Linked DNA regions of Homo sapiens: region 2 is linked to region 1. A link is an interaction called in ENCODE POLR2A ChIA-PET data of the cell type or tissue named here. Cell type or tissue: GM12878. All regions are shown on one strand. Each heading gives the region's core, and the rest is flanking DNA. Links, peaks and the distances in the headings are about the cores only.

Region 1 (15,506 bases), core at 6,753-11,752:
ACTAGAGGAAATGGCTAAAAATCGGTGAAGGCAGTTGCCTCTGGAACATGGAACTGAGAAGCGGGAAGGCAGAGCACAGGAACCGTTGAGTTTCATTGTTAGCCTTACATGTTATACAACTTCTTGAACTGTGGACATGTATCACTTTGATTAAAGAAAATTATTTAAATAAAGTACTCAGAAAGAAAATAGTGTATAATACAATGAAGAAAATTAAAAATCAGCGAATCAGCTCTTGATTATCCAACTCCAAAAAAAAAACCTTATAAATAATCCCATAGAATGTTGCTGTATATTCTTACCCTGTTCACTTAGTCTACATGATTTTACTTGTCAGTTATAAATACGTAGGTACTGACGTAGGGCAGAAAATGAAACTGCTGTGAATTAGGAAAAATAATGGTAATGATGGCAAATGCCTATAGTGCTGGTTTTCAAACTTAGGATGCACAAGAATGCTCTGGGATGCTTGTGAAAGTTCAGATTCCAGAGTTCCATCCCCAAAGAATGTGATTGATTAGGGCTGGAAAGGGTGCTCAGAATGTGAATTTTCAACAAAAACTTAGAGTTACTCTAATGCAGTGGTCATCTGCATCCAGAGAAACAGTGGCAGGCACAACACAATGCGGGCTGGAAATCGGGGTCTGTGTGGAATCAAGTGAACAAAATCAAATGGTCCTATCCTGTAGACAATGCTTATGGCTCAAGTAAGGATAGGGTGAAGAAAAATATGCTGTGTTTACATTAAATTTTGAAACCACCATTGCTTTTTAACATCACGTTTTATTTCAAACTTGTGTTCCATAACCCATGTGCTAGTAATAGAAGTATCTTTCAATTTTCCCTTAGATACTAGTCAATAGAGTCGTTTTACATATTCAGCTAATCTCATCAGATTCAAACACCTTGCAAAAAGGACCATTCTATTTCCTCAGAGTTCAACAAGTTCACGTAGTTAGCGGGTGTACAAATACGTCTATAAATGCTGTCTGACTAAATCCCCTCGTCACACTCAAAACCAAAGTGTGTGTATGAGAGAAGAATGTTTAAAACCACTACCAGAACAATGCTATAGTAACTAGAGAATGATGCCTTTCAAAAGAGAACAGTGAGAATTAAACAACAAAAATCACCTTGGCAATGTTTTCAAAATCACTGCATTGTTTAGTTTCATAGAACAATAATCATACTTCCACTTTTTCAGAAATGCTTATATTCTATCAATAGATGATGTTTCGAACTCTACTTCTCTCAAGCAATGCAAAAATAATGACGATTAGTTAAATACTTACTTGGTGGTTCTGTAAGTATATTTATAGGTGACTTCTCGAGAAATCTGTCGAGCCAAGGCAAAAAGCTCATCTCTTCTTGTCAGCAGGGCATTATCCTTCACACAGAGTTGAGCAGCCGCTTCATTAACAGTGAGCTGGATATCCAAAACAGAGTTTCAAAATTAAGAACATTTTAATTTCATCAAAATGCAAAAGGTTTCACTTAAAATATAAGAATGTTACACCATTATATAATGGAATCATTATTCATAAAAATCAGAATGGTATTTATTCCTAATTATTCCTAATGCCGAATTTCAGAAGAAAACCAACTCATCTGCCATCTCACAGAGCCCAAATTAATCATAATAGTCATCTTGATTTTATTTATTTATATCCTTTTTTTGGTTAGATAGGAGAGTTTATAGACGACAAGGAAAATAAAAAGTAAAAAATATTCTGCAACTCGCTTATAAAAAAACCCAAAATATTAGAATACAGGATTTGCTGACACCATTTCTCTAACCAAAAATGAATGTAGATGGTCTGACAGATTTTTTATGAACTGACATGAAAATTCTTAAAAAGGAATCAAGACCATATGATTTTAAACATTTATCAAATCACTTAGTAAAAAACAGAGTTATCATATACTAGGGCTATATTGGAAAATCAAGGTGTTGGACTAATCTCTAAGATCCATCTAATTCTACCACCCTTTCATAATTCAGTAATTATTAAATATTGCCAATATAGAGTTGCTAGTTGACCAAACACTTTGTACTAAAATTTTGTTACCCTAAACACAAAATCTGTAATTGTTTAACAAACTAGAAATTTTTTCACATAATTTTGTCAATAGATATAGGAAACTGTCAAGAGGTATATCAGACTTTTTTAATATGCAAAAGATGTACTTAGCCAAGGCATGATGATTAGCAAAAAGAAAATGGGACGTGATGGCAGACAGACCTGAGGAGAGTCCTGCTTCATCATTTACCAGCTGTGACTCTGGACATGCAAAACTTTTGAGAGGCTTGGTACTTGGTATTCTGAGAGGCAAAATGGGATAATATCACTATCCCAAAAGGCTCTAACAAGATGTAGATGAGGAGACACACCTGGCATAAGGTTGTGGTTAGTGTTAATTCTTGTTTTCTTTTCATAAGAAATCAGGTACGGCAGTACCCCCTTACCCACAGTTTTGCTGTCTGAGGTTTCAGTTACCTGTGGTCAACTGGGACCCAAAAATATTAAATGAAAAATTATACAAATAAACAATTCATAAGTTTTAAACTGTGTGCCATCTCACTCTGTCTCATCCAAGTGATGAATCATCCCTTTGTCCAGTGTATCTACACTGTCTATACTCCTGGCTGTCAGTCACTTGGTGGCCATCTCAGTCAACAGATGGACTCTTCTGATATCTCAGTGCTCATATTCCAGTTACCCTTATTTGACTCAACAATGGCCCCAAAGTGCAAGAGCAGTAATGCTGGCATATTGTTCTAATTGTCCTACTTTATTATTATTAATAGTTATTGTTGTTAATCTCTTGCTGTGCCTAATTTATAAGTTAAACTTTATCATAGGTATGCATGTATAGGGACGAACAGTATATATAAGGTTTGGTACCATTTGCAGTTTCAGGCATCCAACTGGGGGTCTTGGAATGTGTCCCTCACAGATAAGAGGGGACTACTGTAGTCACCCTTTCTCCCTACCCAGGCATCTCATCTTTATTTAGAATAATTTTTCTTACTTAAAATTTTTGAAAACAAAAATAAATAGCATGCAATCATTCCATCCAGAATGACAATATTCTAATATACATTATTCCAATATTTCAGTGTACATATAAACATTAAGTATATATGTACATACAAATTTGTAATCTACTTTTTTCAGTTACATATGCTATATTTTTCATTTCTACCGATGTATTAAGGCAGAGACGTGGCTTGTTTACATTAGCATCTGGCATGGGCTGGAAGTTCAATATATATCTGTTGACTGACGAATGAATTGAAAAATCCTTTATAATATCACTTTTACTACCCACACATACAATATTCCATTGTAGAAAACAACCATATATTATTTAAACTACCTTCACTCTGGACATCAAACTACCTCCAGTTTTCCATAGACTATTTAAAAAAAAGCTGCATAAGAGATTCTTAAATGTGTACCTTTGCACACATATCCAATTATTTCTTTGCAATAAATTCCTACAAATAGACCAGTTAGGTCACAGGGTATACTAAAATTTTAAGAAATTTATACATTCCACCTAACTACCCTCAGAAAAGTTTCTCTAAATCATAATGCTGTCAATAATTACATGATGAGTCCATTTCCTACAATCTTGACCAACACTAGTTATTATCTTTTTAAAACTTTACCAATTTTATATTTCTAAAACAGCATTTGGTTGTAATTTGCATCCCTTTGACTATGAAACTAAAGGTTTTTCTTACATCTTTGACTCATTACAATGTTTCATGTTCTTAGAACTTCAGGAATTCTTTATTAACAGCATTAACTCTTCATCATATGTAATGGGATTTTTTTTTAAGTTTGTCATTAGCCATACAGTTTCTATGCCTTGGGTGACAGGCAAAGAAAATCTCTTCCTACTCTAATAATATATAAATGTTCCATAATTTAGTCTAATCGTTTTACTTTTCCCACCTAAGTATTTAAACCATCTAGAATGTGTTATGGTACATGGTATGATATAGATATTTAACATCCTCCTCCCCAAATTTATAACTGTAATTTATATTAATTTGTTCTGAGACAATTAATTTGGCCACTGACAGCAAGTTATAATAATAAACCCAGGTCTCCTATTTTAAACCCATAGCTGAATATGAAAGCATAATTGAAGGAAGAATTTATTTTCAGCCTTCTCCACTCCTCCTAAAGAGTCATCAATAGATAAATTCCTCCCCTAAGTGCCTTTGAAAGGCACAATGTTATTGGAGTTAAAAGTGAAATGTATACTTTAAATAATGATATTCAAAATAAATCAGTTTCAGCATGGCAGTAGCTAAATGACCTTGAAGAGGATTCTCAAATAGCTTTTTATGTAGCGATTTATTTTTCATATTAATAAATCTAAATTACTAAGGAAACCTCTGATTTTCAGTAAGATGTTTTAACTGACAACATTTCAGAGGTACTAGCTTATGCACAAACACAGAAAATAACTTTTCAACATAAACTGAAAACAATATTCTAGTATTCCTTCTCTTACCTTTCCAGAAACCAAGAAAAATAAACATAATGCATTCATTGTCACTGAATTCAGGCTCCCACAAACCAAAAAAGTAGACTAAACTCCAGGCCCTCAGGGAACCTGGTAAAAAACTGAGGCTGGAGAAGTAACTCTAGCTCACCCCCAAGTTGTAATAAAAAGCTGATTCATGAAGCCTCTCCCTTAAAAACACGTGTTCTGTCAGAGTTACCTAGATTTCATGCTCCCTAGCTGCTAATAATGAACACATCAATAACTATCATGATATAATTACAAAAGAAAAATGAAAATATTCCCAAGCAGTTGGGAAAATATGAAAATATTCCCGTCACTTGCAGCAGCACTGTTAGCTTTTTCTGAATGCCAATACTCTAATTTTGTTAAAAGGATAAAGTAACAAGATATTCTCCCTTACTGGTTTACTTATTTCCTCCATTTCCTCTTTTTGTGGCCCAAAATACCAAAATTCCACCATATCTTTATGTGAAAGATTTCTTAAAGTTCGCTTCCTTTTTCTTTTTTTTTTGAGATGGAGTCTCACTCTGTCTCCCAGGCTGGAATGCAGTGGCGCAACCTCAGCGCCCCGGGTTCAAGCGATTCTCCTGTCTCAGCCTCCCAAGTTACTGGGACTACAGGCATGTGCCACCATGCCCAGCCAATTTTTTTGTATTTTTAGTACAGACGGGGTTTCATCATGTTGGCCAGGCTGGTCTCGAACTCCTGACCTCAAGCAATCCACCCACCTTGGCCTCCCAAAGTGCTGGGATTACAGGCGTGAGCCACCATGCCCGGCCTCTTAAAGTTAGCTATCTTTTATAACCGGACTTAAAAACTGGACTTACTACAGTTATCTTTATCCTTAAGAAGAGTGGTTTACTGATTCCTAAAAAAACTTTCTTTACAGGTTGTTAAAATTATAATCTCCAACAATTAAATGATTGTGACTTTAAGTACTGTTGGCACAAAAACACTGTGAACAACTGTGTGATAGGGAGGCTCAAAAGGCAATCAGGACTTTCATTTCCAGCACTGGGAGGGCTAGGTACCATTACTGGCCCCTCTCAGAAAAAAAAAACTAAAAATGTTAAATAAAATAGGGAGGGGATCATCTTTTAAATGCTCAATGAGCTGATGAGAATAAGGACATTGAGGCCAAAATTAATGAGTACAGTACCTCAAAGAAGTTTAAGTTAGGGACAGTCGCTAAACTTGATGAGCTTGAGTTTCAATCTTCATGGCCTCATGGGGTTGAGGAGAATGGGAAGGAAAAAAGAGGCAAAGCCCACAGCCCATCAGAATTGAAGAGTCTAAGATGCCTCCTCCATAAAGCTGAAACCTCACCACACACACCCAATGTAAGGCTGAATTAGAAATACGTCTGTACCCCCAGGAGAATGCAAAGAAAATTATCTGTCTTGAACCCTAGTAATGACTGGGAGAGAACAGAAGATACTCTCTTAAGATTTCATAACCCCCAATCAACCATAATTCACACTAAGTGGGCTGAGAATTTATTTTCATAGGGTCTTAGATTTGTAATGTCCCCAGATGCCCAGTAAAAAGAAAAAGCAAATAACCTCTAGGGAATTCACTTTCTTCCCGGGACTCCAAATGTTCTCACAGTTAAAGTTCCAAGAAATATGAATTCACATAAATCATAAAACATCAAAAGAAACAAGGCAACAAAAGTGAACACTAGTAGAAACAACAGACAGCAAAATCAGACCCTCAAAGACTTCATTTGAAGAAACAAAGGGATTTGAAAATACGACTAAAAAGCAGTACAGTAAAAATAACCACGAAACTTGAGAATCAGGAGAGGAGAATTGGACAGAAACAAGATTTTAAAAGTACACAATAAATAGCAGAATAACCACTAACTTTTTTTTTTTTTTTGAGATGGAGTCTTGCTCTGTCGCCCAGGCTGGAGTGCAGTGGCATGATCTTGGCTCACTGCAAGCTCCGCCTCCCAGGTTCACGCCATTCTCCTGCCTCAGCCTCCCGAGTAGCTAGGACTACAGGTGCCCGCCACCACGCCCCGCTAATTTACACAAAGGTATCTTTAATTACTAAGGGAAAACCACTAACATTATAGAATTTAATACCCCAAATAAATAGTAATTAAAAATGAGGGCAAAATAAAGATATTTTCCAGTAGGTAGGGAAGGACAGAGTTTGCCACCAGTAGGCCTTCATTAAGAAAATCCTAAAAGAGCTTTCGATAGAAGGAAGCTAATCCCAGATGATAAATCTGTACAGAAAGTATATCAGGGCTAGAGGGGAGATACAAATAAAATAATGGAAAAAAATCCAAAATATTAGTCATATAATAAATGTACATGGACCAAATATTCCAGTTAAAAAACAAAGCATGTCTGACTGGGTTCTTTAAAATCCAACTGATCAGTATTTATAAAAGATATATATAAAACATGGATTCAGAAAGGCTGAAAATAAAAGGATGATATAAAGATATAATAAGGAATAGACCAGGTGTGGTGGCTCACGTCTGTAATCCCAACACTTGGGGAGGCTGAAGCAGATAGATCGCTTGAGCCCAGGAGTTTGAGACCAGCCTGGGCAACGTGGAAACCCTGTCCCTACAAAAAAAAAAAAAAAAAAAAAAAAAAAAGGAAAGAAGAAAGAAAGAGAGGAAGAAAGGAAGGAAGGAAGGAAGGAAGGAAGGAAGGAAAAAAGAAAAGAAAGAAATTAGCTAGGTGTGGTGGCACATGCCTGTGGTCCCAGCTACCCAGGAGGCTGAGTGGGAGAATCACCTAAGCCTGGGAGGTCGAGGATACAGTAAGCTGTGATCTCACCACTGCATTCCAGCTAGGGTGACAAAGTGAACCCTGTCTCCAAAAAAAAAAAAGATATAAAGATGTAATAGGCAATGACTAACAAAAAGAGAGCTCATGTATTTATATCAACATTAAAGAAAATAGCTTTCTAAAGCAAAATACATTATTAAAGGTTAATAAGATTACTGCGTAATACAAAGAGAAACAGACAACACTACAATCAGTAAAATTTTAGTACACAACTCTTTTTACTGACAGAGCAAGCAGACAAAATAATAGTTAAGAATATAAGATTTGAATGACAGAATTAATAAGCTTGTTAGAACAGACACATATAGAACACTCTACTAACAACTGCTTAAGATATCGTTTCCAAACGTAAAAAACACAGACCACAAAATGAATCATAACTAAACTCTCAACAAATTTTAAAGGGTTGGCATCACACAAACCATGTTCTCTTGCCCTCAATGTAATTAAGTCAGAAATCATTAGGAAAAATAAGGAAAAAAAATTACTCATATTTGGAAATAAAGAAACACTTTTAAATAACACATGGTCAGAAATCATAAAAATAATTAAAATTGAAAAATAATAAAATAACCTCATAACAAAACTTTGGGAATAACACTGAATCAATACATAGTGAAAATTTATACTTTAATTGCTCATATTAGAAAAAGAATGACTAAAAATTAATGAACTAAGCACCCAAATTAAGTTAGATAAGAACAATAAAATAACTAAGAGAGGAGACAAATATATACACGTGTACAGCACAAGCAAGAATAGCAACTAAGCCCAGAGTGGCTTCTTCAAAAAGATCAGAGGTTGGCAAGCTTTTTCTGTAAAAGGCCAGAGAGTAAATATTTTAGGCTTTACGGGCCAAACAGCCTGTGTCACAACTACTTAACTCACCATTGTAGCTCAAAATCAGCCACAAACAGTACATAAATAAATAGGCCCAGCTGTGTGCCAATAAAAATTTATTTATAAAAACAGGAGGTGAGTGAGACTGGGCACACAGACCCTAGTTTGCAGATCTCTAAAAAAGAATAAAATTGGCAAACCTTTGGCAAGGTTGGTCAGGAGCTAAGGAGAGATAAGTGTACAATCAATATTAGGTCAATATTAGGTCTTAAAAAACTATAAATAACTTTACGCCACTAAGTTTGAAAACTCAGATGAAATGGATATTCTTAGAAAAATGTAACTTACCAAAATTGACTCAAGAAATAGACTACCATAATTCATTTTTAAAAATCATCAGAAGGAAAAGTCCAGCATTTCAAGTGTTAGATGCTGAAATCTATGAATTCTGAGATTGAGAGTTCAGAATAAAACAAGCTAACTTAATAATGTGACCACGTTTATGCGGTTCTCAGATTCAGCATTCCTCCTCTCTCAAAGGTGAAATTGCTGGCCTCCTCTGAAACACTCAGCCTTGACTTCTCAGCACTATAATGGAAACTGACCTAAGCTTGGCATCACTGTTTATTCTATAGGCCTGGGTCCTTATCTTGGTAACCTGCTCAGCACCCCAATTCCTGCAGAGTTTCTTCTGCTCAGCTTACAGTTACCCGCTGACTACATTCTCCTCTTCTCCTTCCTATCTTTCTAGAGCTCTTTGACTGGAAGCTGCTATCTGCTGACAAATATTCTGTAATGCCAAATTATCTACCTGCTTACATTTCTGAGTATTACAAGTTTCTACATTCTCTATTGCCTTGCTGTTCCCAAGTTTTAGTTGCTCTCTCCTCATCCATTCACTGATTTAACATTAGGGGTACACTGCTTGCCTAGTTTACCACCTACTATCTATTAACACCCCTTATGATAGATGCAACATTGCCTGCTGGCTTTTTTCTGATATCGCCTCTGGGTTTGTCCCTTGGCACCTGCCGAACACCAGCAAGGTGTGTGGTTCTAAGCTTCAGCCCTCACTCTCTTCACAATCTGACACCTATAAAACAGACTGTACTTAGCCAGGCTGTAGGACTATTGCTGATTCTTTAGCTTAAAAAAAAAAAAAAGAGGGGCTTAACAATAAGTCATTCCATAATTCTTTACGGTGTACATTTGGAAACAAATTATGTTATTATAAATATATAAACAAATATTTTCTTCTTCTTACAAGAAAAATAATCTTATGTACTTGAACAGTTGAAAAAAACTTACAGGTATAGATAGCTTCCTGAATTTCATCCACCAGTGACCTACATACAGCTCTATGTCTTGAAAGATTAAGAGAACAGTATCCACACAATTTATATGAAGAAAATCCTCAGAACAGTGAGATTAAGCCAACAATGAATTAAGAGTAAGTCATGTATTCCTTATGTGGAAATTGAGTACAAACTAGCAACATTCTTTAATCTCAGGAACTTAGAACTAAAAAAACTTCTGCTAATTTTAAATAATCAGGAGAAAAAATACAAAATTCTCATAATACCTAAAAGATATACCTAATAGTACCTTCTTTCAATTCCCCCAGGATTCTGTAATTTCTTCCAAGATCTTGGATAGTTACTAGTTTTAAGAAAGCTTCCTGATTCACAAACATTTATCCTAAACTATATTATTGGACCAGATTCACATACTGGAGTACAAGTAACAAGAAGGCCTAAGTTAAGTTTCAAAAACACAAGCCACAACTTCCAAAGCCCCCACCCCCACATTTCAGCCTACTGGCATTCATTTTGAGTATTTCCTTATTTTGTGAAATTCATGGTCTCATCACTTAAATATCATATGTACCTACTTATCTAAAGAGGCAAAGAGCCCCTTAGCAAAAGCTAAGTGTAAAATAATTCTTTTTACATTTTTTAAAAGTAGGGTATGATTTTTTTTTAAGTCAGGTTAACTAGGTTTGTTAATCTTTTAGAAATACTTTTACTTTGATAAAAAACACATGTATTTCGACTCAACTTTGTATTTCATCTGCTATGTTTTAAAAATTATAAGAAAACTAGGTTAAAGCATGAAACTAAAATTGCCAACACATTTTGCCTTTTGTTTTTCTACTAATGACAGCCATATAGCCCTTTTAGTGGATTCCTCTACTGGTTCAAAGGATACTCCCAAAATAGATCAAGTCACAGGCTGGCTATGACTTAAGTAATTCTGCTAACCAATTATCTGATCTCAAGCTCCAACATTCATGTCTAAAATCATTTATTTAAAAAGATCAGGCTAGGTACAGTGGCTCATACCTGTAATTCCAGCACTTTGGGAGGACAAGACAGTTCTATCAGTTGAGCCCAGGAGCTTGAGACCAGCCTGGGCAACAATGGAGAAACTCCCATCTCTATGAAAAACTTAAAAAATTAACTTGGTGTGGTGGCACACACCTGTTGTCCAAGCTACTCAAGAGGCTGAGCAGGGAGGACTGCTTGAACCCTGGAGGTCCAGGCTGCACCCACTGCACTCTAGCTTGCGTGACAGAGTGAGACCCCCATCTCAAAAAAAAAAAAAAAATTAGCTATGACATAGTCTTTTTAACTTTTGAAAACGCATTTATTTTCCAAGCACTTATTGTGTACATTTGACTCTGGGGATATAAAGATGAAGGAGACATTATCTCTGCCTTGAAGAAACCCAGAGTATACTGTGAAGCACAGACCAGTATACAAATAAGTACAATAAGAAGTTAAAGTTATTGTGACAAAAGTATATGTAGGGATAAAAATGGAAAGGAACGGTCATTCTACTTGAAGGAAAAGATTACAGAAAACACAAGCTTATTCTTGGCTGAGTTTTAAAGATATGTGTTGACCAGATAGACAAGAAAAGGAGTAAATGCCAAAGTTTATACACACACGTGAAGTATAATGTTATATGGACAAAATGTTATATCTATACACACATATACACACACATGAACTTAAGCAGACTATGTCTAGAGTACTATAAAGATAAAATAAAAATGTTTAATGCCAAACATCAAACCAAAACAATGTTCAAAGTGAGAATTCTTCCAACATTCATCTAACTGTTTTCTATGCTAGCTGAGAATTGCTTTAAGTTCTTGCTATTTTTATGAAATTTTTTCTTTAAAAAAAGCCTACAAAAATGTTTTTTAAAAGTTATATTTAAAACCTAGTTTTATTTTTTAATTAAAAAACAAACAGCCTTACAAATGCAAAGACTTTACGCTTTCACTGCTTAAATTCTGACATTTTTCTAAAAGTCACCTCGTACTGTAGTTCCAAAGCTCAAACATGTTCAAGTTCAATACAAATATACCCTGAACACAATAAATATGGTCTATTTTCACAAAAGTGCTACATGTTGCTAACACCTCAATGTTTTTAATACTGCTTTCAGGTAGTGTATCACATTTGTGGCAAACTATTACCAAATTTATCTCTAACGACTAGCAACATGCCACATACACACACAGAAGGAACAACGCGGGCTTTGTACCTCATGAAGTGTGAGATGTTTCCCATCCTTCCTCTTTGAGTCAAATCTGCCATATATTGCACTGTATTTCCGAATTTCCTCCTCTTTGTGTGGATCATCATCGTTCATCTCAAAGATGTGACCAATCATTTTGGCCAACTTCTTGTTGGTTTTTAGCAGCTCTTTCACTTCATTCAAGTCACTTTTTGGCAGTGTGGGGGCCATCCGCTCCACACACTCAGCCACAGAGAGCGCAGCAGCAGCATCCAGCGCCTCACTGCTCTCCTTTGGGGACGCGGGGGAGCCCAGGTCTGCTGGGGAGAGGCTGTGCTCGCTCTCAGTGGCATGGTGGCCTTGCCAGAGTCTGGACTCACCAACACTCTGCAGTGCTAGGCTCCCAACCACATCTGACTTCCCCTGTCCCAAGCTCTGCACACAGGTGGTGGCAGCACATTTGGGGATTTTTAAATGAGGTTCCCGGGCATTGCTACTCCTTTCATAACTACTGCAGGATATTCCCAGCCATGTTGGTGATCCCTCTGGTAATTTATAGATGGGTATGCTACTGACAGGAAGGGAAGTCAGTGGCTGATTGAAAAGCCCAGGGTTTGTGACCCAGTCTCTCAAAGCCTTCTGCAGCCTTCTAACATGAAGGGGCTTGCTAGCCATGCCCACGAGTGCCATGATTTCCAAAAACTCCTCTTCTCCTGCTTCACAGAGTTGCTGGACATCATCACCACCTTGTTGGATAAAGGCATCAAAATAAGAAAGTAGATTGGCTTTTTGTAATATTCTATACAGCTGCAACTCCCCCAGGGTCCTGGGTAAGGCCGCAGCCATTACTCTGGATGGGTTTAACCTGCCAAAAAAAAAAAAAAAAGTAAAAACTCATCATACTTGCTTCAAACTCCTTACACCAAATAGGTTACACTACAGGTTTTAAGAACAAAAACGAGAAGCATCTGCATCGTGACTGCCTGTGAAGGCAGCATTCTCTCTACATACTTTATCTCATTCTGAACTCCTAAAAACCTTATAGGTCAGTAACTAAACTGACGTACTTTCCCAAAAGAGAATAAATGGTAAGCAGGAATCTGGAGGTTCAAACCAAGGATCAAACCAAAGGTTCCATGTCCCGTATTTTTGGCTATATACTTTGCTACTGCCAAGGTTTGGACGCAGGTGGAGTGAAAGATAGTCAAATTTAGCAGGAGGTAAGAAGCAGAGTATGCTAACCATTTGCTGAATACTTACTTTGTGCCAGGCAATACAATAAACACTTTACATTACGTATGTCTAATTCTCACAATGGCCCTGTGACACAGGTACAGTTATTCCCATTTTATAGAGAAAAAATGAGCAAGATGAGTCTGGCAGGCAGAGGAAGATAGATTTCAGTATGAATTGGAGGTGAGAAATAGAAGGTGTTAATTTAGGAATCAAGAAAGAAGAGGTAGAGAAAAGTCAAACAAGTAACTGACAAGACTTGGTGATCACTTAGATCTAAGTGAGGAAGGAAGTTACTCTTTATTGACATTTATTGATGAAGAAAACAGTTACCATTTATTGACACTCTGTGGTTTAAGGGAAGAGTTACAGGTGACTACGAGATTACATCTGAGAGTTCAGAATTCTAACAGGCACTGGAGACACAGAAAAATGAGGATGATGGGATTCCCTTTCAAACACATGGCACTCGCACATGGCACAGGGTAGAAGGCTTATGTAGAATGGCCCTGCATGCAAAATAATAGACTAGAATCTAACTACGTATCAGGGAGAGGGCTGTAGGATAAAATAAGGAGGGTGGGTGATCACTCCAAAGCAGCAGCAGAAAGCCTAAGACAGAGCCAAGGAAGAAACATACTTTTTGAGCCCAAGCAAGACAAAGAAGTCTGTTTTTAAAGAGACAGAACAAGACTCAGCAAAGTACTTCTTGACCTCTTAGCAGCCTTTAAAAGTTGTTCACAGTTGCCTGGAGACCTCCCACATACAAAGAGGAGTTGGCCAAGTACTTCCATTTAAGAGAAACAAATAAACTTGTTGTAATCAAATGCACCCTTAGGATTAAAAGTACCCTGTAGCCCTCTATGGAGAAAATAACAGAAGGCTAAAAGAATATGTGCATCAGAGAAAAATGGAAGACCCACTCTCAACTCTGACAGTATGCAGCAATAGTTAACTGGGACGTCCCTGAAAGCCAAGAAGTCACTGAACTTGGGACTTTTGTTTTATGCCACCAATCAGAATGCTACACAAAATTCTAGTCTCAGTCACTCCAAGCCAGGAGAATGGGTGTCCCTACCACTCTAAGCACTGACTACCGGAAGTCCCATCTCCTGGAACCTCTGTGTCATCCACATCTGTTTTGACTTCCGCAAATTTTATGTCTCTTTCTTTGCAAGGGCTAGTATGGGCATAACCAGGTTACCTGATGACTTCCCAAAAGACAACAAAGGCTGAATTAGGGCCCAGTAGCTTCTACTAAAACCCAGGAAATCACCTGGGGTGCTTTTGAAAAATACAGTTTCCCAGGTGCCTGAGATGCATCTCAGGAGACTTCCATGATTAGGCAAATATGACACACTGCACAAGATTCCTACTTAATAAATCCTCCGGGCACCACAAACTCCTACAGGTACTGTGATGACCCAGGTAATTCTTTAGGTCAACCTTCACATTCATGCCACCTCAGTCCTCTGGATAAAAACGTTCTTGCATCTTCTAAATCACCTAAAGGAGGCTCTGCCTGTCCTCCCACTCCAGGGAGAATCTATCATCCACCTGGGCACTAACTCACAAAAACAGAGCTCTCAGGAGTTACAGACCCAAGTTTAGAGCTATATTAAACTACACTATACCAAATAGAAGGGCTGCTATAAAGTGTTGGAGGTGGAAGAAAGGACATTTACTTTCCTATCATACACCTCGTGCAATTCCTCCATAGGCTTTCAACGCAATACAGAAAAAAAAAGTACATGTGTAATGTGTATATACATACACATGATCAAAATAGACTGTGGAAGACACAGAAGCTCCAAGACATGGGGCTTCTCAGTAGTACACACACTATCTTTTTTTAATAAGAGGACTGTAACTTTGCAAGGTTTACAGGGTGATCAATTAACTCAGCATATGTGCTCCTCACATTATGGAATAGAGCAGAGATTACATGAGGAAATCTGGAAAAATACTTTTAAATCTTTTTATGAGCAATAAGAAAAAATATATGTTAGACAAATACAAAAGAGAAACTTAAGAACTAAAAGACTCAAGCTTATATTTTATTCTTCTGAGATAAGGCAATGATTTTAGAAAATAATTTTCAAGTTTTATCCTTTCTCATCTTTACCCACTTAAAAAAAAAATGAAACCCCCTAGTTCTTAAGAGAAAGCCCTCTGCATGGGTAAGAAAGTAGTTATGAATATAATATCTCCATAAAGACTGATAGGACCAAGTCTACATTTGCAAAGCCAAGATAACAGATGCAACATAACTAAGTAACCAATTCGGTCCCTGGAGGCTTTCTAGAGGCCCACACTTACTACTGGAAAAGGAGTTCTCCTCCTAAGCTTTTGCTTTAAGAGAATGTTTCAGTTTCCTTCCAAAGCCGGCTGTGATAATTTAAACACCCACCCCTTCATACATGAACTTGATGTGATTTGAAAGAAAACTTTTACAAGATTTTCTGTTTTCATAAAATCTATAACCATTAATGATTCAACATGAAGGTCAAATAAGTCAAAAGAAAGCTTCTACCTGCCTCTCTC
Region 2 (15,506 bases), core at 4,135-9,134, 79 kb after region 1:
ATTGGATGATCAACTGGAACAAAAACACCATAATCTGGAAAAGAGTCCACAGCAGTGAGGTCCCATGGACTGTCGTGAGAGGGAATCAAAAGTCAAATGTCAATCTGCCATTGCAGGTGGGTCAATGCCCAATGTGATGTGTCCTCCCTTTGTTGCAACTTTTGGCAGAAGTTCCAAGTCTGGCATGCAGTCATAGCATCTGCATCAGGAGCATAGAGACCTTTACTTTGTGCCCAGTCTGTGACCATGGATGTGTTTCCTTGTCCATTATGGTGATGGACCCAGGCAGCAATGATGGCAATCTGGGCAGAACAGGCTTAATCAGCAACCTGAGTCCTGGTACTCTATCAGAGACTGGATTCTTGTCATAGGCTTCATCCAGACAATTCCTTCAGCAGCCACAATTTATCTCCACAGTTTGCAGCCCTAAATAGGGGTATTTGAATTGGCCAGTCTTTAGTTTCTAAGTGGCAGACCAAACAGGTAGGCCATTGGCAATGGCTCGAATCAGTAAAAAATATAACAGGGTTCTTCAAGGATAGCATTGGCCAGAGCCATGAGAACAGCTTGAGTTCTGTCCATGGAGTGGAGCAACCTCCTTCATTTTTGGTTTTGTGTTGCTGACACTGAGGTTGAACAGCCACAGCAGCCCAGTGAATACCACCAGGTTTTGGCTTAATTGAACCAACCAGGCCCAGGATTCTAGGGAAACTGCTGTGAATTGAAGACCTTGTAGAACCAGTGACATTGCTTCAGTTGGCAGTGTGGATAGAGTATTCCCCCAAAGCAATAGGTACCAATCTTACTGGTAAAGCCTAGATGCTACTGAAGTCATGCTGGTTGTGTTCTTAAATGTGACATTTTCATCACATTTGACTAGTGAAGCTTATTGGGTCCTTCCCCACTTGTCAGTCATTGAATCCAAAAGACTCACCCCAAAATAGGAATATCACGTCAGAAAGGCACAAGGCTTCCAAGGGTCAGGCACTCAGTGTTGACAAGAGCACATAGCAAGCTAATAGCCACTTTTTCAAAAGGGGCATTCCTGGTAGCTGCATCAGGGAGGTGATGAGTCTAAAACCTCAAGGGGGAATCTCTGGGTAGAAATGACCTCCTTTTGCTAGAGGCTCCAGTCAACAAAATCATCAGTCAGAGAGACTTGTAGTCCAGAAGGGTCATTAGGGTGATGGGGCCCCAAAGTACAGAGTGTGTTATAACTTGCAGGATAGCTTCCAATGCAGCTTATTCATTTGGGTCCCACTCAGAAGATGCTGATTTGAAAGTTAGCCCATATAAAGATATTCAAATAGAATTCTCTAGTGAGGTACATACTGTCTCTAATACTTGGTAGTAGGGATCAAAAGAGAGCAGTTTTTCCTTGACTACGAAAGAAATTGAGTGATATGTATCCAACCACATAGTACTGAGAAACTTTTCTTGGTCAACAGGCCCGTGAATTTTGTCAGAGTTTATCAGCCACCTCTGATAAGGGTGACTAAACTGAGGCTTCTGACTTGCCAATCAACAAGCTGTCATCTATATAATGAGGGCTTTGGACAGCTCTTCTCAATTAGGATAATCTCTTTTCTGGCAGTTATGGGACAGGCAAGTACAAGCATCAATTCCTACTTACATTGTGATGTGGAAGCAGCAGTAACAGCACATTGAATTGGCCCAAAGGACCCCATCCACAAGGTCAGGCTAGCTTTCTTTCCCCACTATGAACCCTGCCTAACCCCACTAACTGAATTTGCATGCCTTTTCCTCCCACAGGTCTAGGTAGGTTCTGTATTCAACAGAGTCATAAAAGTTTGATTCTCTCTCCAAGATTCCCCGCCATACTGGGATGAATGTGTATGGTCTTTCATTCCCCTTGAGGACAGGAAGACCTTGGCCCCATCTCTAATCATTTTTCCTTAACCTAGCTTAGGTCAGGGGAAGAAAGAGAAAGAGACAGAAAGATTGAGAGATTATTTTCTCATTATCATCCACCAACATTTTATAATCTAGGCCATTGAAAGCCTGGATCCTAGTCAATGCCTCATCTCTGGTTCCCCACAGGAGTTTTTCTTTTTCAGGAAAATCTTCCAAAATAGGCCAAAGTTCCCTTTTAGCCACCAGGTCCCACTGCAAAAATGTCTGAGACTTTCTACTGCCATCTCCAACTGGATTTAAGATCTGCGTTAGAGATTACAGGAGGTTTTGAGCTATAAAAAAGCCCAACTTTTGCCATTTTTTCTTAATAAGCTTTACTTACCCAAAGCCTCATCTGCTAAGCTAACCAGCCAAAGTTCCAATGATTTGTCTGGGTTTTGCCCACACTGGTAGGTAGATTTTCCTCCTTTCATGCTCAGTGTAGATGTGTGTCTCTAACTTGTCTGAAAGAGAGGAATCTTAGTGCTGGCTGTTACAGTGGGAGAAATTTGAGGTTGACCCCTCGGCTGGTGAGGAAGTTCCCTCACCCAGAGCAAAGTTAGCAACAAGCAGCGCACTATTTGAACAACTATTTCGGAGCCTACTTCCTGATACTCAACCTGCAGTTCCTACAATTACCTTCTCAATTCCTTCTCACTAGCAATAGCAGTAAAGTAGAGGACAATTTATTCCCCAGCTGGCCATACAATTTGGTCAATTCACTACTAAGTCCTATGAACGTCCCCAAATCCTATTAATAGGCTTGTGGACTACTCATCTTTCCTCTTCCAGAAAGCCATGTCTTTGTCAGCATCTCACCATCATTACCAAACTGTGAAGAACTGTGAAGAGTCTGACCTTTGCCCTACTTGCAGACCAAGAAATTAGCCTGCCATAGTTTCATGGAAAACCCAAGATTCCAAGATCAGCGATGAAGAATGGCTTATTACTCACATCAATAGCAATAGCCAGAGTATCCGTGTTTTTGCCTTTGTTCCTCAAGTCCCAATTCCAACAGGTGGCACAGAGGGTCAGGTGACATCATCCCTTGCAGCAGCTTGGGTTACAGGAGGAGAACCTGAGCTTAGGGAAACTGAATCTTTTATAATGGTCAGTAAGTACGCCTGCCCTTTGCTCCAGAGAGAGACACTAGCTCCAGCTTTCAAGGCTCTTCACTATACAAACATCCTTTTACAGGAAGAAAGAGCAAGTTGGTGCTTTGCTCACAGGGTGTGCAAAAATGTGAGAGATCCACAGAAAAGTGTCTCGATCAGGACAGAGAATTATCTAGCAGCAATGTGGGAGTGGCACTTGAACAGCCGGTGACTGGGAATTGAATTAGCATCTCATATCATTGTGTGTACGATGTACATGGAAGTGGTGGGAACTTATGTGATTACATAAATAAATTTTCAACCTTCCACAAGAGATGAAAATGAAAATTCTCACAAGAGGAGAAAGAACCCGAAAATTTCTACCTCAGGAGGGACAATAGAAGTCAAGGCATATATTTTTTAAATAGATTAAATTCAAGCGCTATTGATAATTGTTGAATCAGGATGATAGGTATCTGTTAGTTCCTTTTACTATTTTTAACTCTATTTTTATGTGTTTAAAATTTTTTCTAATAAAATTTTAAAACATTTTTAACTAAACAATTTGAAGTAACAGAATTCTTCATTGAAGAGATGGTGCTTAGGATAAAAACCTCTTAGTTGGGGTTGGTATTGAATGTTTCTCTCCCCGAAAATCTCTACTATAGTAGAAGGAAGAAAAATATGTAAACATTTTATCTACTGATATAACCAAAACTGAAAGTTTTGTTTTAGAAATACTTGATGTATTTTAAATATGGGGACAAAGATCTGAGATGAAAGAATGTTAGACAATCACATTAAATTTCACTAGATGACTAAGTGCTATACTCAACATGCTAAAAGGATCTAATACATGATCCATGTATCACTCAAGTTCCAGTGATCACTGAGAGAACAAGGAGAATGCAGGTCTTGCAAATGTTTACAACAGACTGTTTATATATAAACAAAAAACAAAACCAAAACGAAACTGACTTCGGGGGTACTTAGCCATTCATTCATCATTGAGTATCAATCACATGTCAGACACTGTGCTGGGTGAGTGAATCTAAAAAGAATAGGGTTAGACTTTATTAAAAAAATCATGATCTTCAGTATTTTTTAAAAGTTGTATTGTCCTTATATTATTGCTAGTTATTGTATGATTTAGGCATTGAATATGTTTTTGAAAGGGGAATACAGAACGAATTCTGATAGGTGGCAGTTGGTACAGTTCTGAACTGATGGAGAGAAAATGAAGAAAAACCTCACCAAGCTTAGACAAGGGATAGAAAAGTTTCCAACAACTCTCTGTGTGGGCAATAAGCAAACGGTGTGTCTAGGGGACATTAACCTAAGCTATGATTATAAGATGATCCTCTCTGGGTTATTTGTTTGAAGCTCTACAAATGGAATCCATTATTGACTGGTTCCTCTGGCCCCTGTTTTGTAACTGCCCTAGAGCCCAACAGCCTGATGACTGTCGCTGGATCCAGAGGGTCCCAAGGAGAATGCAGAGTGCCTGGACTGCTCCTCAGCCTGAGCCCCATATCTCGAGGAAGGCAGAGAAGGATCAATAGGATCGAAATTAGGAATCAACAGAAAGACTATGATCCTTTAGGGAGATGATACCTGAGAGAGGATATGACCAAAACTCTATACTCTTTGTAGGACCTCTATGGTGAGGCCTGGCTGCTGTATATGGCTGTACCAGTTGTACTTTGCAAGGGCACCTAGCCAAGGGCATGACATGGGGGTGGGGGACTAGACTGGGGTTGAAATCTAGCCCATGCTCCTCTCACTGAGCCATGCATCTGGCATAAGGCTGTATCTGTCCGAAAGAGGGAGCACCCATTCTAAATTAAGCACCCAGAGTGGGTGCTGTTTCTTATCTGCATAGAGGCCTGTATGGGCTAGAGGCAGCCCTAAAGTGAGAACATATTCAAATCCTGGAATGCTAAAATTCAGGGGCACCCATTGAAATTCTATGTAAGTAGTTTAAAGATAAATAAAAGATGGCATTACTTTATACAGTGGGTAGTAAACATATGGAACTCATTATCCTCAAGATGTTGCATAGTCCACAAATATAAATAGGATAAAGAAAGATTTAGATAAATTCATCCTTGTTAGATTCATATGAGCTGCTAGAGCATTGTTAGAAACACACAGGGAACGTTTCCAAATGCTTTCAGGGAAAATACCATGTTTGTCTTTAAAATGTCCTGCAGTGCCTGTGCCATGGACTGAACACAGCAAATCTCTGGTTATCCAGGTTTCTCAGGGATATCAACATCTACAGTAACCAAGCTTTCCAACTGACTGGAAGTTAAGCTAGTACATTATGTCTCTTTCTTTCTTTCTTTCTTTCTTTCTTTCTTTCTTTCTTTCTTTCTTTCTTTCTTTCTTTCTTTCATTGTTGTTTTTTGTTTGTTTGTTGGATTGAGTCTTACTCTGTCACTTAGGCTGGAGAGCAGTGGTGTAATCATAGCTCACTGTAACCTTGAACTACTGGGCTCAAGCTATTCTCCCACCTCAGCCTCCCAAGTAGCTGAGACCACAGGTGTGTGCCACCACACTTAGCTAATTTTTAAAATTTTTTTTGCAAAGATAGGGCCTTGCTATGTTTCCCAGTCTGGTCTTAAATTCCTGGCCTCAAGTAATCCTCCTGCCTGGGCCTCCCAAAGTGCTGGGATTATAAGCATGAGCCACCATGCCTGGCCATATTTTCTTTATATTAACAAATTGTGTAAAAGTCTTTCTCAGCAGTGGCATGAATTTTTATGTGCTCTTACACAAGTTTGACAAACTTAACATTTTCTTGAGGACTTGGAGCTATCATGATGAACACCCATAATTGTACTGAGTATGATTTCTTAGGAGAAAGTGATTTCTTAGGACCCAGGACATCAGCTGAGATTTGCGGCACTATTTGACCATGACCTGGTTCCAGGGAGCTATGGTGGATTTTTCCTTTGATTTCTTTCAGTGTTTATGCTTGCTTCAAAGAAAATTTTTGGTCTTCCATGTTCTTCAGGCTTCCATATTCCCTATTGTGAATGTGATTGCAGAAAAAAACCTTTCACTCTTAATTTGCCACCCTACCTCTTTGACCTCAGAGGAAAGCATTCTACTTTCCACTTTGTCATGTCATCTCAGTGTGAAACAGACCTTCGCTTACTTCATTCTAGCCCCCAGAGACAAAGTTGCACTTTTAACAAGTTTAACTGAAGGCTGGGGAATAACAGAGGGGAAGCACATTTTTGTACTACTACTGCTAGCTTACTCCTGAACCCAGAGAGGCTGGAACCCACTCTCAGTCCTCAATAGGGATATGCCTGTTTAGTTCCCATCCCTATCAACCCAAACTTGGAAGCAGGCCAAAGATATCCATAACTCCAAGCACAGATCCATGGCCAGGCGCCAAAGAGGGAATGGCCTACTTCTTCACTTATCATTTATTGGCACCAGCATCTTAGTACTTTTCCTAAAATTACAAGACCAGTAAAACCATGAACATGTCCCATGGCACCCATTAGGACAATGCGTGAAAACACAACAGTCCAACATCAATACACTGTAGATGATTCAACCTGATGTGGCTCTCAGACATTGACAGTCCAGGCCTGGTTGAGCTCTACCAAGTCCAGTTCTGCTCTTCTGTGTGGTCTGTCTGATAGCAGGAGATGCAAATCTTGCCTGCACATCCTACATGAAATCGCCAGATTTTGCTTCTAAGTAAGAATATACACAAATCTCCAAATGAATATGTGATACTTTAAGTCCCAGTATAATCCAAATTTACACTTTGAAGACAATCAGTATTTATCTAAGGAAGACGCAACATGCAGAGATACATTCCTGTAGATTACAAAACAGGCGTTTAAAATCTGTTGAGTTAAAATACAGATGTTAGCCACTCAGAGTCACCCTGGCTGAAAATCACCAATTCAGAACAAGGCCTTCATTTATGTTTGAATACCTAAATGACTCATTCTGATTGTTTTCTCAAAATGAAAGAACAATCTTCCCTAAAAGTGATTGCCAGCTGTCATCTCTAGGGATTAAAAAAAAAAAAAAAAGACCTATGACTTTCAAATCACAGAGGTTGCCCTCTCTCCTTCTGCCCATCAAGTTTTTAAAAATCGTTAAGGCTGCATTTCAGTTCAAGCTCCTCTTAGGTAAGTATGACATTTAATAGATTCCAAAACACACTCTATTTTTACATTTCAACATCTCTGACTTCAGGATAGGTCTTATAATCTATGACTTCTCACAATCACATCTAGCCAAGCAGCATTCATGAGATAGTTGCCTCTTAGTTATATGAGAACTTGGTCCATTAAATAACAAGCTTGCTGAAAACGTAGTGACTTGGCTGTTAGTGTCAGGGCCTGACCAGACAGCTGCAAATCTGTAAACAATGGAACTTCTGAGGCCAATTGAGGAAAAAGTGAGGATCTGTTATTGTTAGAAAACCTCCACGAACATCTTCATATGATCGATAAAGCTCCAGAATTAAAACTTGCATACTGTGTGACCATGGTTTAGACAAAAGTCTTAAAGACTATCACAGAGCACTCTTTTAAGAAATGCTTCCTCACCCCTGCTCTTGCTCGTACAGAGTCTGATGCTCTGTAGAAAAGCACATACCAGCAACTCTGAATCAGAAGCCAACCTTCTTCAAATGTGCAGAAGTTTTAAAGAACACTTCAACTAATTTATTTTGATTAATTTACCTTCTTTGGTATGCAAAAAAGAGATAAATGATTTTTTTAAGGTCTATGTCCAAATATCTAATTCTAAGAAAGCCTTACATCATAGTTTAATTGATAGTGGGTTTTTATTCCTTAGAGGCATATAAAATAATGGTGTATATGTAAAAGGAGTATCAGTGGTCTCCCAATATTCCATCTGTTCCCTCATGTGTCCCGGCGCTCTTATAGGTAGGCTGAGCTATGTGATGAGTTCTGGCCAGAGGGATACAGGTGGAAAATGAATTATGTTATTTGTGGGTCAAAGCATAGAAAAACTAGCTCTTGATTCCAGATGTCTTTGCTCACACCACAGTAAACCCTGAAGCCTCTTATAGAGATAATGGAGCCTCTATCAGCTTATGGTTCCCGAGTGACTAAGTAGAACAGAGGCCTCAATTGACTCTCATTGCAGCATAAAATAAACTTTTGTTGTGTAAGCCACTGGTGTTTGGAGGTTATTTTTTATTATAACACACCTCTAGCATATCCTTACTATGATACAGTCCATCCAGCAACCTATGACCTCTTACATTTGATAAAGTATAGGAACACTCAGTGGAATGCTGGTAAATGCCGCACTACCAGCTTTCAGGGAGTTGGAGGGAATCCCCGATTTATAGCATTTGCCTATTTTTGTGGTGTAAATACTCCCATCATGGCCAATTTCAAGTTACCAATATGACTTTTTAGGAATTGCAAAATTCCTAAAACTTTAACAGTCATCTCTTGGGAACCAATATAAATGGGCTCCAGCACGGCACTAGACATGTACTGCAAATATCTCCCCAGTTAACATTTTTCCCATAGAATATTTATTGGTTTTTAATACCCAACTTCATAGAACATATATATCTCTCAACATATCATTTTTTGGCTATGTTTTTATAGGAAAAAATGTATATTTGCATATTTATAACTCAATAGAACATTTTTAACAAAGCAATACATAAGAAAAGAAATATAATTTGTAGAATGTCAGAATCATGTGCACGCACTTTAAAAAGTGTACATTATAAACTAAGGTAAGTTTTTCTGTCACTGGTACTAACAGAGACATCACAGCATATAAAGTAGCTATTAACTGTATCAATCCTTAGATGATCAGCAAACATGGTTTGATCATTTTACATAATAATATGGTAGTTCGTTACTTACATATACACACTTTTCTGTGTTTTAGTTACTTTTTAAGAAATTTGTTGGTTTAAAGCTGATGTGTAACACATTATATTTTTTTCCATTCCAAATAATGGGAAATAGTTTCTGGTCAGCTTTTAAAATGTAGAACATCTGATTTTCAGTAATGGATTACTGCCATTAAGTGGGAAATGTTGATTATATAAATACTAAAACCTTGAGCTCTTATGAGCTTTAGTGCATGAATTTAAAATGACATCTATTTTGCCTACTCAGGGAACTTTTTGCATAATTCCTGGTTTTTAGTTATGTTCCAGATGGACAACACTGCTGGTGAGCTAAGTTGTGGATGGTTGAAGCAAGTAATTCTTATATTCTTAGTATAGTTTAAAATATATGGTACAACATTAGTTACTATCTGTTCTGAGAAGAGAAACAGGGTGGAATCCAATTATTTCTGATTCATTGAAGTAAAATAAATAAGCGTTTGGAGAATGGTTAACAACCTTAGCTACTCCATGTCCTCAAATGTCTTTCCTTTGCACCAATATTTTAATCCTGCAACCTTCTCAATTCTAATCAGTTAGAATGAGATGGAGACCCTTCTTACAATCCTTCCCAACACTGACACTTCTCCCCACTCCTGTTATCCTGGGTAATGTCAGTCTGTGGAGGAATCAGAAAGCTATTTAAGCAAACCCGCCCATCACAATATTTTTCTACCTGTCACAGTTTGGCATTTTGCTGATAGAGCTTTATCCTGTAGTGTCTTGAAAATTTGGAGTCTTAAAGACTTCCATGGGAAAGGCCACACCTTAAATTCCTTCCCATCTGATTCTGTAGAGGAAATTAAGGCAATTTGTTGAGGTCTGTCCTAAAGAAAAGATTACAGTTTCCTCTTAGGAAAAGTCATGTTTTAAGAAGTGTGAGATCAGCAGGGAAGACGGGACCAAAACAAACTTTATCTACTTGACAGCAGAACCTGGAATTTCCAAGAAGTCCCTGACATTTACCCTAACAGACCATATTATCACCACCCTAAGGAGACTCCAGTCCAGCCCACACAGAACTCTTATATTCGCCACTAAAGAGCCAAATGATGGTTTTTAGATGGCATCACAAGGCTTCTCTCCTTTTATACTCTTAATTTTGTGATTCTGTGGATGGGGTAGTATTGATCTCATTCCCTTGATGCATTGTCTGCCCTTGCCCAGGGTACCTAGAGTTTCCTATCTGCTTTCACCTACAGCCTTGCTTCTGTGAGTGGCCTGTGGACACGCATCATCAGCCTCTCTTAGAAGTGCAGAATCTTAGGCCTCGCCCCAGGCCTACTGAATCAGAATCACTTTTTAATAGATCCCCACGTGATTCAAAGTACATTAGACTGAATGAGAACACTAAGACTCAACAAGACTGTTGAGAAGTCTTAACAGCCTTTGGAAAGCTAAGGAAGTTCTGAGGACTCCTCTACCATCTCTCAAACGGAGACCTGGGATATGTCTGAACTGGGTGGTCAACAAACATCTGAAAGTTTTTAATCACTGAAGAAAACACTTCTAGCATTCTTTCAGTACTCCACTAAGTTGGACTGGATCTCTCATAGAAATAGATAGAGGCTATTCAGGAACGACTGATAAGAGTTTCAGCCTGTTTTTATTGAATACTTTTCCCTGCTACACAACATAGCCTTCTTTCTCTATATTTAGTTTGTTTTGGGGTTACTGTGGAAGACTTGGGCCCCAAGTTATTTCTGCATTTATATGCCATACATCTTGGTTGCCCAATAAAGGTGCTAATCATGCAGTGGACATTTTGTTCCTTGGTCATTTTGTGTATTGATTATTTCATATTTATAACACTTAAATATTCAAGATAATTCTGTATTACTTAAGCACACTATAGTCCTAGAATCATAACATCTCAGAGTTTTTGCATAATTCTTCGGGCATCTTAAGTATACTGTTATTTGCTGCTGGAATTCCCCCTAAACACCCTACAACTGGTCATCTTCGCTCCACTTGAATATGTAGAATAATATGACACATATCACATTTTATGCTAACCTCTCCTAGTTTTGAACAATTCTAATTAGTAGAAGTTATTTCTCATACTAGATTAAAATCTGTCACCCATGTGTCTTTAAAATTATGTATTCATTGCAGTTATTAATTCTACACTATATTTCCTTATCTAGCTGATGTTTTCTTTCTTGTTACTAGAAAAATTGGGAACCAAGGCACAGAAGTACTATCGTAGGGTTTCAAAGGCCATCAAAAAGGACACACACACACAAACCAAGACTGGAAAGTATTTATTTCTAACTTACAGTTCTATTCACTAGACTGTCTGCCAAACAATGCTGCCCTGTGACCAACACTATGATAATATATAAGCAAACACATCAGTCCCTGGGAAAGAGCACGCATCAGGGTGTGGTAAAAATCCAGAAACTGTGTCCCTCCCTTCAGGGGTCAAATATCTGGCAAACATCCTGGGGTCAGATCAGAGGCCAGAATCCACTGTGGGGAGCTGATCCGTTCCCACAAAGGAGATTTGACTTGCTGGCAGCTGGCAATTTTCCTTTGTGAAATGGGTGTTCCTGGCACTCCATAAAAGTCCTCCCTCCCTCCGCTTTTTTTTTCCCTCCACCCCTGCACTCCACACCCTGCTGTACACACCCTCCCACTCCTATACCAATAAAACCCCTCCCTAACACACATTCTGCACACACACATGCCCCCACAACTTCCTCTGCAAACACACCCACATATCTCTCAGATACACGCCCAGGCAGTACAGGGCTTTCTGTCTCATGCCCTCAGTCTTCTCCTAGCATCTTAACACCATATATACTACCCCACACTTCCTCTTCTTTTCATTATCACCCGTACTTATTTTATTTTATTTTAATATTCCTTCACCTCATCCCGGCCCACCTGCCTTTGCTCCCTGGGCCTGGGAATGCTGGCACTGTAATCTTGTTCTGCACATTTGTAATCTGGAGCTGTCACAAGCAGGAAAGTCATCAGCCTGCATGTGCCTGCCTGTTCTTCTCCTGCAGCTAGGCTAAGAGGGAGGATGGAAGGAAGCTGGCAGGCAGTTCTATTTCTGGAAACTACAGAAACTCTTGTTTTCCCTCCTTAAATTCCCAAGGGAACCATTCCAGGCTTTGCAATAGTCACCATCATTTCTTCTTTCCTCTAATTCTGTTGCAAGTTTTCCTCTGTCCATTCTTCAGATTTACAATATGGTGTCTGTCTGTGGTAGCATCCCTCACATCCTGTCCATTATGACAAGTTACACAAGCCCAGGAGACCCCACAGAAGATATAAAGGACAATGAAAGAGAAGGATAAGATTGTTTATGTCCAACTGGAAAGTTAGGTAATTTAAATATATGTTAATCCCCTGGGATCTGTCTGTAGACAAAACATTGAAAAAATGCTGTATCAATAAAATATAGAATGTATTGGTTTATAGCATTTCCATGCTCTCCAATACCTGATAGCTTCACTAAGTTTTTTGTTTTTGTTTTTGTTTTTGTTTTTAAGATGGAGTCTCACTCTGTCACCCAGGCTGGAGTGCAGTGGTGCAATCTCGGGTCACTGCAACCTCCACTTCCCAGGCTCAAGCGATTCTCCTGCCTCAGCCTCCTGAGTAGCTGGGACTAAAGGCATGCGCCATCACACCCGGCTTTTTGTATTTTTAGTAGAGGTGGGGTTTCACTATGTTGGCCAGGCCGGTCTTGAACTCCTGACCTCAGGTGATCTGCCCGCCTCAGCCTCCCAAAGTGCTGGGATTACAGGTGTGAGCCACTGCTCCCAGCTTCACTAGGGTTTAAAAGTGATCCTCTTGGGCAAATAATTTGCCACAGTTGCCCAGCTTTCTTGTTATTCCTTGGTGAGGAGGATGATAGTTTAGCTAAATAAATATTAAGAAAAATGAGGGTCCTTTAATCATTCCATAATAAGAACATGTGAATTTTTAAGAACAGCCATTATTTACGTGAACCTAAATATTACACATAATCTATGACATTGCACTGGACATTAAGCGAAATAGATACTGTTTTTGTTCACTGAAAATGTACCATCTAAAAAAAGATACCAATGGGACCAAAAAAATGTGAATAGCCAGAAACAGATTTGATTATTTTCTTTTAATGTTAAAAAAAATTGAGTAAGTCCCCACTTTCCAAATAATAGCATCCTAACATATAAATTTTGCATTCAAAAACCTAACAATCTGGCTCCAATACACCTTTCAACTCTGTATTCCATTTTTCCCCACTAACGCTGTCATCTACACACTGGACTTACTGATTCCCGAACACAGTCTGTGCTTTTCAATGGCATCTTAAGACCAGGGGCCCTGTCTTTCCAAATTGTATCCCTCACAGTTCTCAGCCCAGTGTATTATGCATAATATTGTACCTGGTGAATAAACAGTTGCTGACAGTGAACTTCATGAGAACAAGGCAGTTATAATTAGGGTGGAGTTAGAATTTGCAAAGCTCGTTGCATACAGAAAAGGCATGTCCTCTTTGCCTATAAAGTGCCTACTTACTCCCTATATTAACACTGTTTTTCCGTTGCCATAACTGCCCAACAATGTTAATGTATTTCATGGCTCTAGGACATCCTTATTCAGCCTCACGTGTCCAGGCTTCACATATCTTTGGACTGGGTTTTACCAGAGACTAACAGGTTGCTATCACCACATGTATCCAAAACACATACGAAACAAGTCAGCACAGCACAAGTGGAGAAAAGAACCAGATCCCCCCCCGCCCCACCCCGCTCCATAAACTAGTAAATTCACCCTCAATTCAGTATGTTGCAGAAATACCATCTTCAGGGATACATTAAGATACACATTTCATTAATTTCTTCTCTCCTAGGGAAACTTTTCTCTTTCATTTTCTTAATGCTTAGCTGCATTTTGATGTTTCCCGTTTCATTTAACAAGTTACATTTATTAGCTTAAGTACTCTCTTCCATCAACAAACCTTGAAAGCTGATGCTAGTTCTAGAAATCATTGTTTCCAACCATACGGTTCAGATAATTTAAGAGTCTCATAGTAACAAATACAACCTGATTCAAGTTGTCAGTGATTTTCCACGGCAATAAACATTACAAAAAGTAATGCAGGCAGGGCATGCTGGCTCACTTTTGTAATCCCAGCACTTTGGGAGGCTAAGGCAGAAGGATTGCTTGAGACCAGAAATTCAAGACTAGCTTGGGCAGCATAGCGAGACCCTGTCTCTAGAAAAAAAATTTTAAAATAAGCCAGGTGTGGTGGTGTGCACCTGTGGTCCCAGCTACTCAGGAGGCTGAAGTATTAAGATCACTTGAGCCCAGGAGGTTGAGGCTGCAGTAAACCACGATTGTGCATTCCAGCCTGGGTGACAGAGGGAGACCCTGCCTCAAAAAAAAAAAAAAGTAAACCAGAAACATTTCACAGTACTCATGAATATAGGTCACTAAAATTCACAGATGATCTGTAATGTTCTTTTTAACCATTCATTTCTTTTTTTTTCTTTTTCTTTCTTTCTTTTTTTTGTTGAGATGGAGTCTTGCTTTGTCACCCAGGCTGAAGTGCAGTGACAGAATCTCAGCTCACTGCAACCTCCGCCTCCCTGGTTCAAGGGACTCTCCTGCCTCAGCCTCCCAAGTAGCTGGGATTACAGGCGTGCACCACCATGCCCAACTAATTTTTGTATTTTTTAGTAGAGACGAGGCTTCGCCATGTTGGCCGGGCTGGTCTTGAACTCCTGACCTCAAGTGATCTGCCTGCCTCGGCCTCCTACCTTTCCTTCAAGCAATATCCTTTAAAACCCAGAGTTGTATGTGAGAGCAAATTTAATTTAATCTCATCTATTTGACTACTTTATATTATCAGAAGTACTAACAAGCTGTGAAATGGCTCAAAAGAGAAAATGAAAGAGAGGAAAAGATTTTTTTAAAATGCCACAAACTGGCTAATCAGATCATGAACAGATGAGAGCTTTAAAAAGAACACACTTTTTTTTTAACCTTTAGTATTATACTACAAGGAATTTCTAAGTTTAGCAAAGTAAAAAAAAAAATTAGAAAAAAATAGTCTATTATATCAGATACTTTAGAATTTGAGCTTTGAATTAAAAATAATTGAGCAAAGCTTTGCAGAGTTAGGAGTGGGACTGCAGTGGGAGGGAGGAAGAACCACTTGTTGGGGATGGTGGGAAACTGGCATTCTGGGAGCTCCTGTAAAAAGAAACAGAGTCGGCTGGGCACGGTGGCTCACACCTGTAATCCCAGCACTTTGGGAGGGCGAGGCGGGCAGATCATAAGGTCAGGAGTTCGAGACCAGCCTGGCCAACATAGTGAAACCCCATCTCTACTAAAAATACAAAAAAAGTAGCCGGGCATGGTGGTGGGCACCTGTAATCCCAGCTACTTGGGAGGCTGAGGCAGGAGAATCGCTTGAACCCAGGAGGTGGAGATCGTAGTGAGCTGAGATCGCACCACTGTACTCCAGCCTGGGCGACAGCGTGAGACTCTGTGAAAGCAAAGAAAAGCAAAGAAAAGAAAAGAAAAAGAAGGAAGGAAAGAAAGGGGGGAAGGGAGGGAAGGGAGGGAAG

The links. Peaks named below come from ENCODE experiments on the same cell type or tissue, not always from the same donor. Only the 100,000 strongest peaks of a DNase experiment are listed, where the experiment ranks them.
Region 2: POLR2A ChIA-PET joins it to region 1 with 10 read pairs; 6 of 35 experiments call an interaction of 5 or more read pairs at or near these places.

What each region holds. Positions count from the first base shown.
Region 1 is chr2:190,656,246-190,671,751 of GRCh38, reverse strand. It overlaps NAB1 (NGFI-A binding protein 1), which reads right to left. Exons shown (of 10, transcript NM_005966.4): 4 at 11,757-12,594; 5 at 1,293-1,426. The coding sequence starts at 12,575. Among named protein-coding and RNA genes, the nearest start is that of NAB1, 15 kb to the right of the region's middle. In GM12878, for the core only: no CTCF peak of the experiment used is centred there; no DNase peak of the experiment used is centred there; H3K27ac peaks cover 188 bases.
Region 2 is chr2:190,574,798-190,590,303 of GRCh38, reverse strand. The region is part of intron 4 of NEMP2-DT (NEMP2 divergent transcript); the gene reads right to left. It also overlaps a transcript of NEMP2 not described here. Among named protein-coding and RNA genes, the nearest start is that of NEMP2-DT, 48 kb to the right of the region's middle. RefSeq lists an enhancer at 6,895-7,064. In GM12878, for the core only: no CTCF peak of the experiment used is centred there; DNase peaks (open chromatin) are centred at 6,233 and 6,933; H3K4me3 peaks cover 813 bases; H3K27ac peaks cover 1,373 bases.